Regions from separate parts of the Homo sapiens genome. Here region 1 is linked to region 2. Evidence: chromatin loops called from intact Hi-C (ENCODE). Cell type or tissue: CD4-positive, alpha-beta T cell. All regions are shown on one strand. Each heading gives the region's core, and the rest is flanking DNA. Links, peaks and the distances in the headings are about the cores only. Region 1 holds the start of LOC284798 (a long non-coding RNA gene). Region 2 has its middle 9.1 kb from the start of VSX1.

Region 1 (9,187 bases), core at 3,140-7,139, 58 kb before region 2:
ATTCTGCTAAGTGAGGGAAGTCAGACACAAAGGCCACATATTGGATGTTTCCATTTACATGGACTGTTCAAATAGGCAAATCCACAGAGATAAAAAGTAGATTCGTGGTTGCCAGAGGCTGGAAGGAGGAAGGAAGGAAGGAACAGTGGCTAAATGGCTGCTAATGGTTTTCTTTTTGAAGGAAAGAAAATATTCTAAAACAATCTAAGTGATAATTGCATAACTATGAATATGCTAAAACCATGGAATAAATTGTTAATAGGATGAATTTTATGGTATATAAATTATATCTCAGCAAAGCTGTTACAAAAATGACAAGTATCTTCTCTTCACAACAACAGTACAGTTATTAAAATTAGGAAATTAACACACCTTGATATAATACTCTTTATAATTTATGTATCTCCATTAGATTTTGCTGTTGTTCCCTTTAATGTCCTTTATAGCAAAAGAAAGTCTTTGATCATGTCTAGCAATCAGCCGTCACGTCTCATGTCCTTTAATCTGAAACAATTCCTCAGTCTTTTTTTCCCACGACCTTGACTGTTTTTGAGAGTAAATTATTTTATTAAATGGCACTTAATTTGGGGTTCATCTGATAGATTCAGATGACATGGTTTCATCAAGAATATCACCGCAGTGATGTACCTGTTCTGCGCATCCTGTGAGAAGGCGTGGGTTTGAGTTTGTCCGATCACTGATGATGCTGGAATTCATCCCTGGTTTAGAAGGCGTCTGCCAGGCCTCTCCACTGCCATGTTACTATATTTCCTTTTGAAATTGCTAAGTATCTCATTGGAGATACTTTGAGACTATGTAAATATCTTCTTACTCAACCTTCCACCCATTAATTTTCGCATCCATTGTTGATTTTTGCCTAAAAAATGGGATTTTTACATCAATCTCTAATTCTGTTTTTTTTTTTTCAGGTTGTCTTTCCAATTCAAAAGATTCAAAGAGCTCTGTGTTCTCCAACAAAGTGTACAGTGCAGCCTTTGCTTATTTTAAAGTGTCCCATGAGAACAGGCAAAGCAGCCAGGTTTAATATTCCCTGTTTGCAGAAAAGAAAAACACATCTTGCAGACTCATGGGCTTAAAGCCAGCTTGTGTTTTGTAATTTGCCCTTCACCTTCTTATACCTGGAGGGGCACACTGATGATTTGGTGATTTAAAAAATAAAAAAGGGCCGGGTGCAGTGGCTCACACCTGTAATCCCAGCACTTTGGGAGGCCGAGGCGGGTGGATCATGAGGTCAGGAGATCGAGACCATCTTGGCTAACACGGTGAAATCCTGTCTCTACTAAAAATACAAAAAATTAGCCAGGCGCGGTGGCGGGCACCTGTAGTCCCAGCTATTCGGGAGGCTGAGGCAGGAGAATGGTGTGAACCCAGTGGGTGGAGCCTACAGTGAGCCGAGATCGTGCTACTGCACCCCAGCCTGGGCGACAGAGTGAGACTCCATCTCAAAAATAAAAAAAAAAAAATAAAAAGAATAGTAAGGAGGCTCTCTGAACCTCATGGAAGATGACAGGGCCCTGGACCACTTTTACTTATTGAGGTTCCAGGTATATTAGGATATAAATATTATAGCAAAAATGAGTTATAACTATGGTGAAAAAAATGAACTGTGGTTTCCTGTGGGGCTGGACTGGGGGTGAGTTGGGGGTGGGACAGGATTGACTGGGAAGGGCCTCTGGGCTTCTGAGGGCATGAATCCTGTGCATCTTGACAGGGGTATGCATTTCCAAACTCACAGAAGGTGAGCTTTTGAGTGGATGTGACATTCTATATACGTTTTACCCCCAAATCCCCATAAACGTGGCTGGTAATGGTATGCACGCTGAGGTGTTTGGAGGCAAAGCACCCCGATGCCAGCAACTTCATGTGAAATGCACCACAAATGTGATAGACTGTGTGAAAGGAAAATGAATCTTGAGATCCCAAATTCACAATGCCAAAGAGAAGAGTGAAGCTGGAATCTGGATCATGCAAACCTGCCTCCCGTTTCGTTCCTAAATAAGACAGCAATGAAGATAAAACAAAGCGACATGCCTCCCTTACAATTTGCCCACTAGGAAATTCCTTGTGTTCCCCAAGATCTTTACCCTAAAACAGTTCTGTTGAATTTCCCCCTGGCAATGTAAATTGATGGCTTATCTTCACAGGTGTGGTACAAAGGACAGAACTCAAGTTCATTTTGCTGCTCACCGATACAAATGCATATCTGATTGCTTCCTCTGCCCTATGTCTATTTTATTTCATGTAAAAGTGTAGAATCACTGAGCTACATGAATGCATAAGTGCCTGTTTCTCCTGTTTCTCTGTCCCCCTCTCACATGTAAGGCTGATCAAAGGCTCAGAAGAATACAACCATTTGCCTCTTACCTACCCACACCTTTAAAAAATTTCCTCCTCTTTCTCCAATACCCACTCTTTTCCTTTTAAATATTGAGATCCCCAGACCCTCTTCAGGAAAGGTATGGACCACAATTTTTCCTATGGATCTGTGGTCTTTCCTGGGCATGTCCTTAACCTTGGCAAATAAACTTCCTAAAAAGATTGAGGCTGGCCTCAGTCATGTTCTTTGATTTACAATTGATAGCATTAATTGTAGAATGTTTGTGGTAGATCTATGGGGATTCATTGTAAATACTATCAATTGTATATATTTGAAATTTTAAATAAAAGAAAGCTGGGGAGAAAATGAGTTACCAAAAGTTATGGTAAATTTTAGTAGTTTGCATTTATTTTATTTATTTTTTGAGATGGGGTTTTTGCTCTTTTTGTGCAGGCTGGAATGTAAAGGCATGATCTCTGCTTACTGAAGCCTCTGCCTCCTGGGTTCAAGCGATTCTCCTGACTCAGGCATGCACCACCAGGCCCAGATAATTTTTTATATTTTTAGTAGAGATGGGGTTTCACCATGTTGGCTAGGCCCATCTCGAACTCCTGACTTCAGGTGATCCACCCGCCTCAGCCTCCCAAAGTACTGGGATTACAGGCGTGAGCCACCATGTCTGGTCTAGTTGTTTGCATTTAATGAGTAATGAATGCCTTTAATATACCAAAATACAGTGCAAAGAAGTTGTACCATTCCCAAGATAATTGTTGAGTTTATTAAAAATATTAATAGTGTCAAAGGTGTGGTTTATTCATGGGACACAAGTTTTTTTTTTTTTTTTTTTTTTTTTTTGAGACAGTCTCACTCTGTCACCCAAGCTAGAGTGCAGTGGCGCGATCTCGGCTCATTGCAACCTCCACCTCCTGGGTTCAAGCAATTCTCCTGCCTCAGCCTCCTGAGTAGCTGGGATTACAGATGTCTGCCACCACGCCTGGCTAATTTTTGTATTTTTAGTAGAGGCAGGGATTTCACCATGTTGGCCAGGCTGGTCTTGAACTCCTGACCTCAGGTGATGCACCCACCTCGGCCTCCCAAAGTGCTGGGATTACAGGTGTGAGCCACCGCACCCAGCTAAGACACAAGTTTAAAGTTGTATAAAGGACTTTAACATTTTAAAATTCTGACAGTGTAACTCAGAATTGCACTGTTTTATACCAGCAGAGACTTTTATACAAACTTTGGAGATCTCTCCGAAGTCTGAATTTTTTGAGGCCTCAGATAACATGGCCCTTGTGTCCCATGAGCTCTGATGTTGGCAGTTGATTGTAAGTGGGCTCCCACCACGTTGCACAGAGCAGAAGCAATGCCAAGATGCAGTTTGTACATATGGGACCCCTGACTTGTTGCCTGGCTCACTCAAAGGCCCGTCGGCACTCTCCTGTGCCTGCAAATGACAAAGCTTTAGCATTCACCAAGCAGGAGGTGACAGGTCCTTCCCATCTCTTTCTATTCATGGCTTCAAATTAATAATTAGTAGCCTGAAAAATGAGCCAATCTGTCTCGTGGAGGGTAAGAACCATAAGCCAAGGCAATTAGCGTCTTGGTTCTGGCTGCCTTGGGAACTTAATTTAGTCACACAGCCCATTTAAGGTTTCCAAACCTTGTTGTCTCCTGAAGAGGGAAATCATGATTGTTAAATGAGGGGACCCCCCCAGGGACCCATATGTTGAGGATGTGCTGCGTCCTGGGCTGGCCTGGGGCACAGGGCCAGGCAGCTTTTGTCGCGTCCACATGCCTGCTCTATTCTTCTCCAGGACTCAGCAGCTGGCTCCAAGCAGCACAGCCCTTAACCACCCGCGGAGGGAGTGGCCCCTGCCCCCAAATAGTTGCACACTTGAGCAGGCCTTTTGTCTGCTTAGAAGACATTCCAACTGCCCATAAGCAGTTGGCCTTCGCACAAAGGAGGGTGTCCATGGAGGAGGGCAGTCTGTCTGTGCAGCATATTGTTGAGTGATTGTGAATCTGCAAGCCTGCAGTTTGTAAGTCATCCCCAGCATGGAAGGTGGGCATGGAATGGATGCAAGGCTGGGGAGGACAGAGGCCGAGGAGAGGGCTCAAGGAGAGGATTAAACCAGACAATTTAATTAGGGAGATGTGAAGAGTCACAGAATCAAGATATTGGGGCTCCAGGGGGAACTTAAGGAATGATCTAGGTCTTTTCTCTCTCAGGAACCACTCAAGCCTGATGATACTGAATCCTCTTTTATTTATTTGTACTTACTATTTTCTTTAGAGACGGGGTCTCACTCTGTTGCCGAGCTGCAGTGCGGTGGTGCAATCATAGCGCACTGCAGCCTTGACCTCCTAGGCTTAAGCAATCCTCTCGCCTTAGCCTCCTGAGTAGCTGGGGCTACAGGTGTGCTCTCCCTTACTCAGCTAATTTATTTTTATTTTTTGTAGATACGGGTCTCACTATGTTGCCCAGGCAGGTCTTGAATTCCTGGCCTCAAGTAATCCTCCCACCTCGGCTTCCCAAAGTGCTGGGATTACAGGTGTGAGGCACAGCACCCAGCAGAATTCTCTTTCAGAGAAAATTCCAAGGCCTTGATTTAACAACTGTTGCTGGGAGAAAGTTCTTTGAATCATTCTGATTAAGAAATCTGCTTCTCCTTTCACAAGTGGCCATCAAGAACAGCTGGTTTTCTAAGAGGCTTCCGAGATTTGAAAAACGGTGGCTAATGATGACAACAGCAACAGCACTGAGCACAGAAAACTCCACAGGCCTGGGCTCGGCTCATCGCACAGCCTCCATCTCTGGATGCCCTGTGAGGGTTCTGTCATTATCCACATTTTAGAGATGAGGAAACTGAGGCTTAAAAGGGCTAAGTGACCAACCCACTGACACAGCGATTCGAGCTTAGGCTGGCCCATCCCAGACCTGGACTGCCCACCTCTCTCCCCTTTCGCAGCCGACCTGGCTGCCAGCTCTCGTCCTTCCTCTGCGGGGTTTGGCTTTTCCCTCCTCTCTTCCCCAGGTGGTCCCGTCCCGGGCACTGCCTCGAGTCTCACGGTGTGCAGGGCCAGGCAGACGAGCTGCTGACTGCAGCTTCGCTGTAATCTACCGACTCTAACGGCAGCTCAGCTCGCACGGGGCTAGCACAGCGAACACGTGCGCACGGGGATGGGCGGAGAACCGAGTGACGACAGCAAAGAGCCAGGGGGAGCCAGGAAAAGCTCGAAAATCAGCGTAACGCTGTTGGAGATGAGAGGGCACAGCACAATTTTGAGAGCCAAACAAAGGCGGGGCACAGAGCTGTTGCCTCGAGATGTGTGGCCTCAGAAGGTCTTGTCGAGGCGAGTGATGAAAGGGAGGAGGTTCCCGAGGATACTGGAGCCGGAAGACGCGGCGAGGGTCCGGGTTAGCAAACCGGGCAGAGTCAGAGGCCCAGGACGCCGGGCCCTGGGGGCGCTGTCGCAGGGCGGCGGCGGAGGCCGGGGTGGTGGGCGCCCCGGGGTGGGGGGAGGCGGGAGTGCTCTCCCAGGTGGGCTTGGAGGGGCCCCGGCCCAGACACCCAGGGCCAGCCGGCGCACCCGCATGATGTTCTGAAAGCGTCCCCGCAGCCTGGTCGGTGGCTGGGGGAAGCTGGGCGTGGTTAGCCTGGCAGCCTGGCTTTGCGGACTCACCTCCGGGCCTCGTCCTCCAGTGCCTTCCCTCCCCAACTGAGGGGCTTGGCTGCACCCGCACGCGGTTTTCCAGGAACAGCGATCCCGGAGTGGACTCTCCCGCATCCAGGGGGACGTCAGCACTCTCGGCTTCCCCATGGGGACACACTCACTGAGGTCACGCGACCCAAAACCAAATGACCCACCACCACGACAGCCGCATCGTTTTTAGTGGTTTGTCCGGGAGGTTTTAGAGTGAGAGAATGAAGGGGGTGAGGCCTGAGGGAGGGAGGCGCATGGAAGCCGCCGCATCTGACTGTCCCAGGGTGTGCCCAGGCCCAGAGATGATGTCCAGACCCCTGAAGGGAGTGAAGCGGAGGCCCTGCTGGAGGCAAAGGTCAGCGCGGCCTGATTAGCCTCCCACGGTGACTTGGGAGGTGACTCGGGAATCCGGGCCCTCTTCTACCTGTGGCGCCGTCCAGCCCTGGTCCCCCAGGCTGTGGCTGCAGCCAGTGCGTGTAAATGGAAGAACCCCGTGATGATTTTTCCTTGGGGGAGATAAACCCATGGATGGGGTCTGGAGCCACAGGGACGGTGAGTAGCATGCAGGATCTAAAGCTGCAGAGCAGAGAGGTGAAGACAGTCTCCCTCCTCCGTGGTCCCTGGATCTGGAGAAGCATGAAATGTGCCCGGAGTCTCTGGTGCCCATGAGGCGTTGTTGGGGCAGGAGGTAGAAAGGTGGCATCAGTGGATGGGTGGCGTCCCATGTCCTGTAGCCGTCACAGGGGCCAGTATCCAAATGGAACCCACAAGTAACCCAACATTCCCAACAACTGAGGGTATTAGCATTGTGTTTAAACGTTTTGGGCCTGAATCAGACAGTGCAGGGTTCCAACGCCCACTTGGTCAGTTTTAAATGGATTCTCTGCAAAGCAGTCCCGATGGGTAGGACTGGGTGCAAGTGGTGAATGTGGTCCTGGGAGGCAGCTGCGGGGAGGGGATGTGAGAGGGAGGGAAGCCAGACCGGGAGTGTGCATTGACACAGGTTTCCACTGTGGGCAACAGGGGCTCACACCTGCTGGGGACCCCCCAGGACCTTGTGCGGATCACGCCTCAGCATTGTCTTGGCTGGCAGGTGGGGAAGCTGGGGTCTTGATCCACTAGCACTAAGCGGCTGAGTCTGCCCCGGTGGTGTTAGCCCCTTGGCACTCCCACCTGCCCTCATGTGGGCTTGGTTGGGTTCCTGGGCAGAGTATGCCTCAGAGACTCGCAATTGCACGGTTGGGAGGATGGGGCAGCTGCCCTGGACCCTGCCTCCCCCACTGCCCATCCTCTCAGTTTCTCCTTGCATGCTGGCAGGATTCTGAGAGCTTTGCCCAGGGGTAATGTGGCCTGGCGTGGCCTCTGCCTTCCTGCGTGGGGCTCCCTGGTCGTGGAGTGTGCATTGCCGGTGGTGAGCCAGCGCGTAGGGGCCTGGACCAGTGATGCATGGGGGCCAATGAGGGAATGCTCCCCTTCCTCCCCGGGACCATTCTCAGACACACTCCCAAAGGCACACAGAGGGGCTGACTCAATATCCCACCCCAGCTTTGTCAGCTCTGCCTCCCCAGCCTTACTCCTGCCCCCTGGGGTCCCTCCAGGGTTGACAGCCTGCATCTGGCTGGGGTCAGGCTCTGCTCTCTGGGGACGGGCTGCCGTGATGACAGTGCTGAGCTGTTTGCATTGGTGCCAGACTAAGGGAGACCTTCTGGAACAGTGTGGGTGTGGCTTTGTGGGCATGCAAGGCAGGGCCATGGTCTTAGCTGCATCAGCACTGTGCTGCAGGGTGAGAAAGGATGGGCGAGGCATCCAACCCTTCAAGTGCATCAACAACATCCCCACATCCAGTTGTAGTCAGAGAGCAAAACTGTCGAGGACAGTGGCTGGACAGGCACAGGGAAAGTCCAGGAAGGTGTCACCCACTGATTTCTTCTCTCCATGCTGGGGTTCATGGCCACAGTAGGGACCAGTGCCAGAGCTCCTGGGTATCCCCAGCAGTTCCTTGCTAAGGGGATCATGGGGGCAACTCCAGGGAGGGCTCTGACCTCAACACAGGGGCAGAACACTTGGGATCCACCTACAGTACCTTGTGATGTTCTAAGTACCATCGAAAAGGTAAAAAGGAAACAGATTCAGCCAAATAACTAGTTGTTTTTTTCTGTGCTATTATTGCAAAGTGTTAACTATTTTTTAAACTTCATATTTTGAAATAATTTTAGATTTATAGATGAGTTGCAGGCATAGTACAAAGTTCCCAAATACCCTTTACCTAGTTTCCTCAAATGTTAGCAACTTATATAGCTATGTGACATTGATCCAAACTAAGAATTCACCGTTGTGCAATGCCATTTACTAAATGACAGACTTCAGTTGGGTTTCACCAGTTTTTCCACGAATGTAATTCTTCTATTTCAGAATTGAATCCAGGATGCCCTGCATATTTAGTCATCATGTCTCTCTCCTTAGTCTTTCATTTGTCACTCAGTCTTTCCTTGTTTTTCATGACTTTGAACTTTACAACTGTACATTTACTAAAAAACTGAGTTGGCTGAAAACTAGGTTGGTGGTTTTATTTCTGGGACTGTGCAGACACAGCAATGATTTGGTCATTCTGGTACAGGAATGGACATCTACGGTTTTCCTGGGCATGGTGCAGTGCTCAAGATTTCCAAAGCCAAACTGCGTGTCACAGTTGTATGTACACGTGCCTCGATGCACTTCTTGTTGGACTGGTGCTCCTGTGAAAACAGACAGCAGTGGGGTGCTAGGACTGCAGCTGAACTTGGTGATGGTTGTCCTGAATACTTGTGCTTTGGTAAAAAGGGCACATTTGAGTCCCCACAAACCTACTCACTCCAGCATGACACAATGTGGCTCTCCCTCCTCCCTCCTCTCTCTTCCCTGCACTTGTGTGGCTTGGCCCATCTCCTCCTAGAGGATTCCCTCTCGGCTTACGCTCCCCTGCAGATGTCCAACTAGTGGCTCCATGCCAGTCTGGGCTGTGTGCGATGTTCCCTTCTGGGCCTTATCACTCTGCCATACACGGGTGTCCAGGCCTGCCTGTGCCCCCTGCACAGATGTAGCCCTGTGGCACTGACCGAGAGCAGCTCTTTGGGTTGCAGAATCGATTCCTCTATCTCCTTT
Region 2 (9,187 bases), core at 2,899-6,898:
TGAAGACATACTTGCTTCCCATTCACTCTTCCATCATGATTGTAAGTTTTCTGAGGCCTCTCCAGCCATGCCTTCTACATAGCCTGTGGAACTGCGAGTCAACTAAACCTCTTTTTAAAATAAATTACCCAGTTTCAGGTAGTTCTTTAGAGCAGTGTGATAATGGACTAATACAGAAAATTGGTACCAGAGACGTGGGGCATTGCTATAAAGATACCTGAAAACATGGGAGCAGTTTTCACTTAACATAATGATCTCCACTTCCTATGTCAATTTTTTCTGTAGTGCAGATTAAGTCTGATGTTTCTTTGCTGATTTTCTGTCTGGAAGACCTATCCAATGTTGAAAGTGGGGGGTTGAATTCTCTAACTGTTATTGTACTGGGGCCTATCTCTTTCTTTAGCTCTAATAATATTTTCTTTATATATCTGGGTGCTCCAAAGTTAAGTGCATATATATTTACAATTTTTATATCTTCTTGCTGAACTGACCCCTTTATTACTATGCAGTGAGCTACTTTGTCTTTTCTTATAGTTTTTATCTTGAAATCTATTCTGTCTGATATAAGCATAGCCACTCCTGCTCTTTTTTGTTTCCATTGGCATGCAATATCTTTGTCCATTTCTTTATTTTCAGTCTATGTGTGTCTTTATGGACTAAATGTGTTTCTTGTAGGTCTTGTTTTTTAATTCGTTGAGCCACTCTATATCTTTTTATTAGAGAGTTTTGTCCATTTGCATTCAATGTTATTATTGATAAGTAAGAACTTAGTCCTGCCATTTTGTTGTTTTCTGGTTGTTTTGTGGAGTTGTAGGTTTTTTGTAGATGTTCTTTATCAAGTTGAGAAAGTCTTCCTCTATTCCTAGTTTTCTGAGAGGATTTTTTTCTTTATCTTGAATGGGTGTTAGATTTTGTCATTTTTTCTGCATTTGAAAATATGACAATATGATTTCTTCATTTCTATGTGATAGATTACATTAGCTGATTTTTTTTTTTTTTTGAGACAGAGTCTCGCTCTGTTGCCCAGGCTGGAGTGCAGTGGTGTGATCCTGACTCACCGCAACCTCCGACTTCCAGGTTCAAGCAATTTTCCTGCTTCAGCCTCCTGAGTAGCTGGGATTACAGGCACCTGCCACCATGCCCAGGTAAGTTTTGTATCTTTTTAGTAGAGATGGGGTTTTACCATGTTGGCCAGGCTGGTCTTGAACTCCTGACCTCAAGTGATCCGCCTGCCTTGGCCTCCCAAAGTGTTGGGATTACAGGCATGAGCCACTGCTTCTGGCCACATTGATTGATTTTTAAATGTAGAACCAGGCTTGCATACCTGGGATTAAATCTGTCACCCAAGCTGGAGTACAGTGGCACAGTCATAGCTCTAGTCATAGCTAGGAGTCATGAACTCCTAGGCTCAAAGGATCTTCCTGCCTTTGCCTCCCTAGTAGTGGGACTAAAGGCATACAGCACCATGGCTCGCTATTGAATTTATTTTTATTTTTAGATACAGGGGTCTTTCTATGTTGCCCAGCTGGTCTCTAATTCCTGGCCTTAAGCAATCCTCCCACTTTAACCTCCTGAGTTGCTGGGATTACAAGCGTGAGCCACTGTCCCTGGCATAATTCTTTTTATACACTTTTGGGTTAATTTGCTAATATTTTGATGATGATTTTGGCATCTATGTTCATGAGAGATACTGGTTTGTATTTTTCCTTTCCTGTAATGTCTTTATCTAGTTTTGGTGTTAGTGTAATGTTGGCCTCATAGAATGAGTTAGGAAGAATTCCCTTTGTTTTTATATTTTGGAAGAGACTTTGAGAATTCGTATTATTTTTTCCTTAAATGGTTTGGTGGAAGCAACCAGTGAAATAACCTGGTCTTTAGTGCTTTATTTTTTGAGGGCTATTACTTATTAATTTAATTTCTTTAGTAGATATAGACCTACTTAGAATATCTATTTCTCTTTTTGTGAGTTTTGGTAATTTGTGTCTTTCAGAAAATTGATCCATTTCATCCAGCTTATCAACTGTATACATATATTTGTTTATAATACTTCCTTATTATCTTTTTAATGTTCATGGGATCAGCAGTGATGACCCTTCTTTTATTTACAGTATGAGCAATTTGTATCTCTTTCTTTTTCACTTAGCCAGAATAGAGGTTTACTGATTTTATTGTTCTTTTCAAAGAATCAGCTTTTGGTTTCATTTATTTTTTCTAATGATTTCTTACTTTCCATTTTATTGAATTATTCTCTAATTTTAAAATTTATTTTCTTATATCTACTTTTGATTCAATTTGCCCTTCTTTTTTTCTAATTTCCTAAGTTGGAAGATTGGATGATTGATTTAAGAGCTTCCTTCTTTTCTTTTCTTTTTTTTTTTTTTGGGAGACAGAGTCTTACTCTGTCACCCAGGCTGGAGTGCAATGGTACCATCTTGGCTCACTGCAACCTCTACCTCCTAGGTTCAAGCTATTCTCCTGCCTCAGCCTCCCAAGTAGCTGGGACTACAGGCGTGCACCACCATGCCCAGCTGATTTTTATATTTTTAGTAGAGATGGGGTTTCCCCATGTTGGCCAGACTGGTCTCGAACTCCTGACCTCGGGTGATCTACCCGCCTTGGCCCTTAAAGTGCTGGGATTACAGGCATGAGCCACTGCGCCCGGCCCTTCCTTCTTTTCTAGCAAATGAATTTAATGTTACATATTTTCCTCTAAGCACTGTTTTCACTGCATTCCACACATTTGGTAAGTTGTATTTTTATTTTCATTAAGTTAAAAATACTTTTTAATTTTTCTTGAGACTTCTTCTTTAATTCTTATGTAAAATAGAAGTACATTGCTTAATCTCCATATATTTGGGGATTTTTTTTTCAGCTTCTGGTAGATTTCTGTTTTTGACTTCTAGTTTAATTCCACTGTGCTCTGAGAACATATTTTGGATAATTTCTATTCGTTTAAATTTGTTAAGGTATGTGTTATGGCCTCGAATATGGCCTATTTGATGAATGTTCCATGTGATCTTGAGAAAAATATGTATTCTGCTGTTGTTGGATGAAGTACTCTATAGACGTCAGTTAGATCCAGTGATAAATGGTGCTGTTCCTTACTATACCCTTACTGATTTTATGCCCACTAGATCTATCAATTACTGATAAAGGAGCGTTGAAGTCTCCAACTATTAATGCAGTAAAGAATTTTATATAGCTTATATTTTCCTTGCTGTTCTATCAGTTTTCGCTTCCTGTGTTTTGATACTCTGTTGTTAGGTGCATGCATCTGAAGTATTATGTAAACCAAAAATAAAATTCGAAGGCCCCCCACTTCCTTGCAACCATCTGAATGGGCTCCCTCCTTGGCCAGGGCACTCTAAAATTTACCTCCTACTTGAAATGAAAGACAAGAACCCTCAGGACCCGAAGATGTATGCTCAGCAGTATGGGAAGTATGTACTCAAAGTTCCTCTAAGTGTGTGAGAGGATGAAGAGCATAAACCACTGCAGAATCCTTTCCCCTTTGGCAGACAAAAGACTTGACTATAACGGTAGTTTAGGAATAAAATGTCTCAGCATTTGCCATTTCCTGTCTCTACAGGGAGCTGAACTTAGGATAGTGGCCTTTGTTGTGTCCAGGAAGGGCTGATTTAATGCATGTGGTGGCCAGTGTCTGCGATGGATGGGTCTTCTTCATTGTTGTACCCTCTCCTTTCTGATTTCTCCTTCTCTTCCTCCACTCTTTCATGAGCATTTCTCTGACCGATCTGAGCATGTCCGGTTATTAGTGTGTTAGGGGGAGTGAGCTAGAAGAAGAGTCAGTAATCAGACAAGCATGCTGCAACCCTCCACTCAGGGTGATGGACTGGAGGTACTGGGTCCACACAGATGGCTGCTGCAGCCAACCCTGCCAGAGTCCCCAAGGTGCCCTAGCCATGCTGCCGCTTCTGCTAGCCTTCATCAGTGAAAACTCAGCACAAACAAAGCAGTTTCAGGGTGGCAGCTCAGTGACATTCATTTCCACACTTTTGTTGAAACCGGTGAGTGAAACAGGTTTGTAAATTTCTCAGCCTCTTCTTCTAGTATTTTGTAAAATATTCAGCTTCTTCCTGCAGGAGGGCAGTCCCAGGGCTGGGCTGTGAGAGTCTGATGTTGGGGCGCCTTTCTTTCCTCTTGAGCACTCAGGTTACAGTGGATGACATGCTCCCAGCCAACCTTCCTTGGACCAGGCCTTGAGCATGGGGACAGGACTGGGGAGAGGACTCCAGATCTAATGTGGAGTGAATGGGGAAGAGCTAAGTTTCTCCCAGGAGACCCCGTCAGGCAACAGGCATATGGTTCAGACTCCTCCATCTTATGGCCTGTTCCCCCGCTGCAGACCTTCACTAAGCACTGGCTCTGCACCAGGAGTGTGCGGGGCCCTGGCATGCAGGGGCCCCAGGCCAGCCCCAGCCCTGCTCTGGAGCTTATGGTCAGTCTAGGCTTGGGTTCTGCACAGCAGACTCTGAGACAGGGATTTGAGTGAAGTAAGTAATGTGGGAGGAACCCAGGAAGTTCTAGTAGGGGAGGGGCAGGGACACAGAGAAGCTGTGACAGCAAGTGGCATTTCCCAAGGCTCAATCACACCAGGACCTCGGGTGACTATGCAAGGTGATTTCTCTTCGGGATTTTCCTACCACAGGATCATTGCACCCCTTGGCCAGGTATCATCCATCAACCCCTGTCATCTGTCAAGAGTGGCTGCTGGAGGCATCACCCTCTGCCCCCCAGGACTTCAGTCCTAGCTGGTGCACTCCTGGCTTTGGGGCATCCTCCGCTCGAGTGGCAGGTGCTGCAGGCAGGAAGCTGTGGTGTGTGTGTGAACTGTCTACAGAGGCTGCAGGCGACCCGGAGGGCAGCCTGCCAGCACTGTCAGCTACAGCATCCGGCAAGGCAGATGGGTAAAGCAGTAAACCAGCAGGTGAGTGAACGGTTGCAATTGTGGCGGATGCCTTGGAGGGAGCTGACTGGGAGTTGAGCACAGAGGGAGGAGCAAAGACCTCCTTCAAATAGGGTCATGGCCGGTGCCTGCCTCCTTGGAGTAAGTAGGTCCCCAGCAAGCAGAGGCAGGAACCCGCAGTCACGCCACCCTGGCAGAGTTGTTCTGACCTTTGCCTAGAGCCTCGGTGCTACCTGTGAGCTGGGATAGTGATCACATTCACTTCTAATATGAGCTGGTTAAAAGCACATTATCATTGGCCAGGTTTCTCAATTGCCAAGAGATGACCTAGTGCTTGTTTAATACCAGAAATGAAGCTCAGCAGCAGCTCTTGGGCTGTCCTTCAGCGGCCCCTCACATGCCCAGGTGTGACCTTCTGGTTAGGGTGGCCTATGTCACCTCCCTCTCACCTTCTTGATGTCCACACAGTGCACCTGCTTTTGTCTGCCATGGGGGAGAGGAGGAGAGGCAGATCCTTCTGTGCCCTCTGCTCATGACCTTTTCTGCAGTGGGGTCCGAGGGTGGGCTTAGCTCAGGGACTGGATGGTGTGTCCTCTCCTAAGCTTAACTTGGCTCTGGGTTCCTTTGTCTTACAGATGGAACTTAACCAGAAGAAGCTAAGGAAGAGAAGAGAGGAGAGGAGAGAGACAGTGAAGAGGCTGGAAAAGGAGGAAGAGAAGTATGTTCTTTGGAATCAAAGTGTTACCTGGATTCCTACCCAGGATTTTCCTATTGTCTCAGGACCTAAAGGGAAAAGACCGGCCATGGGGCATGTGAGCCTCTGGGAAATCTGCCTCAAGCCCATAATGCCATCCGTCTACAGCAGTTGGAACAGTGTAAGAGTCAGACCTCGCCAGATCCCAAGCGCTGCAACATGAAGAACAAAACCAAGGTTAAGCCACAGACCAGGCCCCGTGGAGATTTCGCTGCTTCTAGCCTGACCGTCAGGATTTGGGTCCTGACCGCTCCCCTGGCTGTTGGGCTGGTCCCAGCTCTGGGCCTCCGTTTTCTCACCCACAGAATGGGGACGATACAGGACCTCCCTCATCAGAGCTGTCACAAGTGGTAAGTGAATGGGTTCGTGAGAAGCTCTGCAGTGCCTGGCGCAGACCAAGGGCCCCACCGATGGTGGCTGTGAGTTTTCCCACTAATGTATTTTTTGATATGTAACATTTTAAAATAAAATTTTCTCTTTTCTTTTTTCCTTCTCCTTTTAGAACCTCAATTTCCTGATTCCCTAAGCTCATGTCTGGTGCTGACTATTATCTTAGTGCTGAACTCAAGCTTTCCTCATAGCTCCTCAGAGCATTTGAGAATAACTGGGTGTTTCTGCACCCACAACATATTTGTAAAACCAGTCAGGATATATGGTTCATGAAGCATTAATAGAAGATGTGGTTCTCAAACTTGAGTGGGGCTCAGGGTCCTCTGGGGGGCTTGTGAACACACAGATCATGGGTCTCCCCAAGGTCTCTGATGTTGGAGGTCTGGATGGGGTCCAAGAGTTTGTTTTTCTGGCCAATGCCCAGGTGGCCAGAACCACTTTTGGGAACCACACTTTGAGAACCACTGGCACATAGTAAGGAGGCCTCTTCCAGAGGCCACCAGGGAAGTCACTGTCCTGGAAGGTAAAGAACATTTGTCCAGGGGATGTGTTAATGAAAAGACTCAGTTCTGGGCTCCTGGAGCCAGGTAGGAGATGAGAACAGACACAAAAGAACTTAAGAATAAGAAAATAAGACCAAAGGAGCATCAAGTGCTTCAAGAGTGCAGCAGTGATTTTGTTCCAGCTGGGGCAGGAAAACCTGGGGAGGCTCTGCGGTGAGGAACCATTTGGGCTGGGCGTTGATGGGTGGCTGAGCACTGCTTGGCGCCTGGCCCTGCAAGTGCGATGTGGTGGGTCCTGTGTCCCACCTTGAATCTGTGTCCTGTCCTTGAATCTGGTGGCTTGTGGCTGCTTAAACCAGTCAGCAGGGCCAGTGCACACTAATGCCTTGGGTACAATGCCCAGGGCCTATGCTTCTAATGCCATTGAATATATTTTAAAATCAGAAGGAAAAATGAGTACAATAATAAAGAATATACAATAATGAATCTAGACTGGATTATATTCACCTTTATGCCAACATAGGCACAAAATACAACTTTAAATATTTTTATGGAAGAAGGGGCCCATGAAAGCAGAAGTGCCACTCCCCCAAAACTCATGCTATGGCCTCGCTGACTGAACGTGATGGAAGTAATGCTCTGACTTCTGTGGAAGGGCCAGCAAAGGCTGTGCAGCATCTGCCTGGTTCTTGTGGGATGCTCCCAACTCCCCGAGAGCCCACAAGGCCAATCAGCCTGGGCCATGTGAGCGGGCTGCCTTGAGCACCCAGCACAGCCCCGTTGAGCCCTCAGATGACTGCCACCCCAGACAGCAACCACAGGAGGGCTCTAAGTGATAATGGCCTGCTGAGCTCTCCCCAGATTTTTGAGCCACAAAACTGTGACCAAAATGAAATGGTTTGTAAGTAGCTGAGTTTTGGGATAATGTGTTACCTTAAAATAGTAACCGGAACATCCAGCCAAGAAAGGGAACTCGGGGGCTGGTGCTCTCATGGGGCTGATGAGAGGATGGACAACCCTGATCTCCGCACCCTGGGTCAGTTTTATAGGATATACCACATTGCTGACTCTCAAGAGCCTGCTTGTTCACTGATGAGCTGGGCATGTGATACCATCACTTCTTCAGTCACTAGCAGGAAGGAGTTAGGAGTTAGCATTGCCCATGTGGCAAGGGGAAGCCATTGAGGAAACTGCAGTAGGGAGCAATAGGCTGTGCTCAGGCAAGGATCACTGTGGCTGTGGAATAAAGATGGCAGTGGTGGGGTATGGGGAGGGGCATGAAGGAGGTAGAAGGAGATTCCAGAGGGCAGAGCCCTGGCCATACACCCTAGACAGGGTTATTGGATGCAAACCACAGAAATGTCACCCAGCCAATTTACACAGAAAATAGCCTTACTGAATGGCATTGTTTCTCCCCCATACACCCCCTCCCCAGACTGATGGACAGCTGGAGAGGAAGGGCAGGGATGTGCAGCCCAGGCACCTGGGAACAAGGCCAAGTCACCACAGGGCACAGCAGTGAGTGTGCCATAGCATGCAGGGTAGCCACGGGACACCCACCATTGCTGCTGCAGAAAACCCTCCCTCTCCTTTTGTCCCTGGGTCAAGGTCACAGAACTGCCAAGGAGTGGGACAAGGAGGACTTTACCTGCTGTTTTTTTTCTTTCTTTCTTTCTTTTTTTTTTTAGAAGCCACCTCTTTAGGGTACTCTGAAACTCATTTGTATACTGAGTAGCCCTAGACTAAAAAATAAATTCCACTCCAGCAAGTGAGCAATTGGTCTGAGCCATGTTGTGGCAATGGGTGGTGTCATGGTCTGTTCTGTGCTGCGGTAACAGAATACCACAGACTGCGTAATTCATAAACAATACAGGTTTATTTGGCTCATGGTTTGGAGACTGGGAAGAAGTTCAAGGTCAAGGGACCACATCAGGTGAGGGCCTTCTTGCTGCCACATCACATGGTGGAAGGTGTCACATGGTGAGAGAGGAAGAGCAGAAGAGGGGGCGGGAAGGGGCCAAACTCATGTGCCCACTCCCATGGTCACTAACCCACTCTCACGATAACTAACCCATTCCCACAATAACTAACCCACTCCTGCAACAATGGTATTGATCCACTCCTCAGGGCAGAGCCCTCCTGACCTAATCACTCCCTAAAGCCTCCACCTCTCAACACTGTTGCATTGGCGATTAAGGCACAACACACGAACTTCAGGGCACACAGTCAAATCAGAGCAGGCAAAGGAAAGAAGATGCCACTTTGAGAGGGTTTGAAGAGAGATGCAGGGCAGCAAGACACCCACAGTCAGAGTTAGGCCGTGAGCTGACACTGCTTGTATTCAAATCCTGTCTTTGCCACTGGATAGTGAGTGACCTTGGGCAATTTATGCAATTATTTAATCACTTGAAATTTTCACTTCCTCATCTGAAGCATGTGGACAATAATATTATCTACCCATAGAGCTGTGGTCAGGATGAAATGTGGCCATTGTGATAAGGTGTTTATAATAATAGCTGCCCCCCAGTAAGAAGCCAAGAGAGGTTGGCCATCTTCATCACTTTCAGTCGTGGGAGGAGAGCCTGTGGGGAGAGTGAGGGCCTGAGGATGACA

What was found. Peaks named below come from ENCODE experiments on the same cell type or tissue, not always from the same donor. Only the 100,000 strongest peaks of a DNase experiment are listed, where the experiment ranks them.
Region 1: it touches region 2 in a loop (6-fold over the local background); 13 of 110 quality-filtered maps call a loop at or near these places.

The regions. Positions count from the first base shown.
Region 1 is chr20:25,145,171-25,154,357 of GRCh38, reverse strand. It overlaps LOC284798 (a long non-coding RNA gene), which reads left to right and starts at 5,568. Exons shown (of 4, transcript NR_027091.1): 1 at 5,568-6,401. In CD4-positive, alpha-beta T cell, for the core only: no CTCF peak of the experiment used is centred there; a DNase peak (open chromatin) is centred at 5,537; H3K4me3 peaks cover 1,067 bases; H3K27me3 peaks cover 506 bases.
Region 2 is chr20:25,086,604-25,095,790 of GRCh38, reverse strand. No RefSeq gene overlaps it. Among named protein-coding and RNA genes, the nearest start is that of VSX1, 9.1 kb to the right of the region's middle. In CD4-positive, alpha-beta T cell, for the core only: no CTCF peak of the experiment used is centred there; a DNase peak (open chromatin) is centred at 4,890; H3K4me3 peaks cover 393 bases; H3K27ac peaks cover 2,323 bases.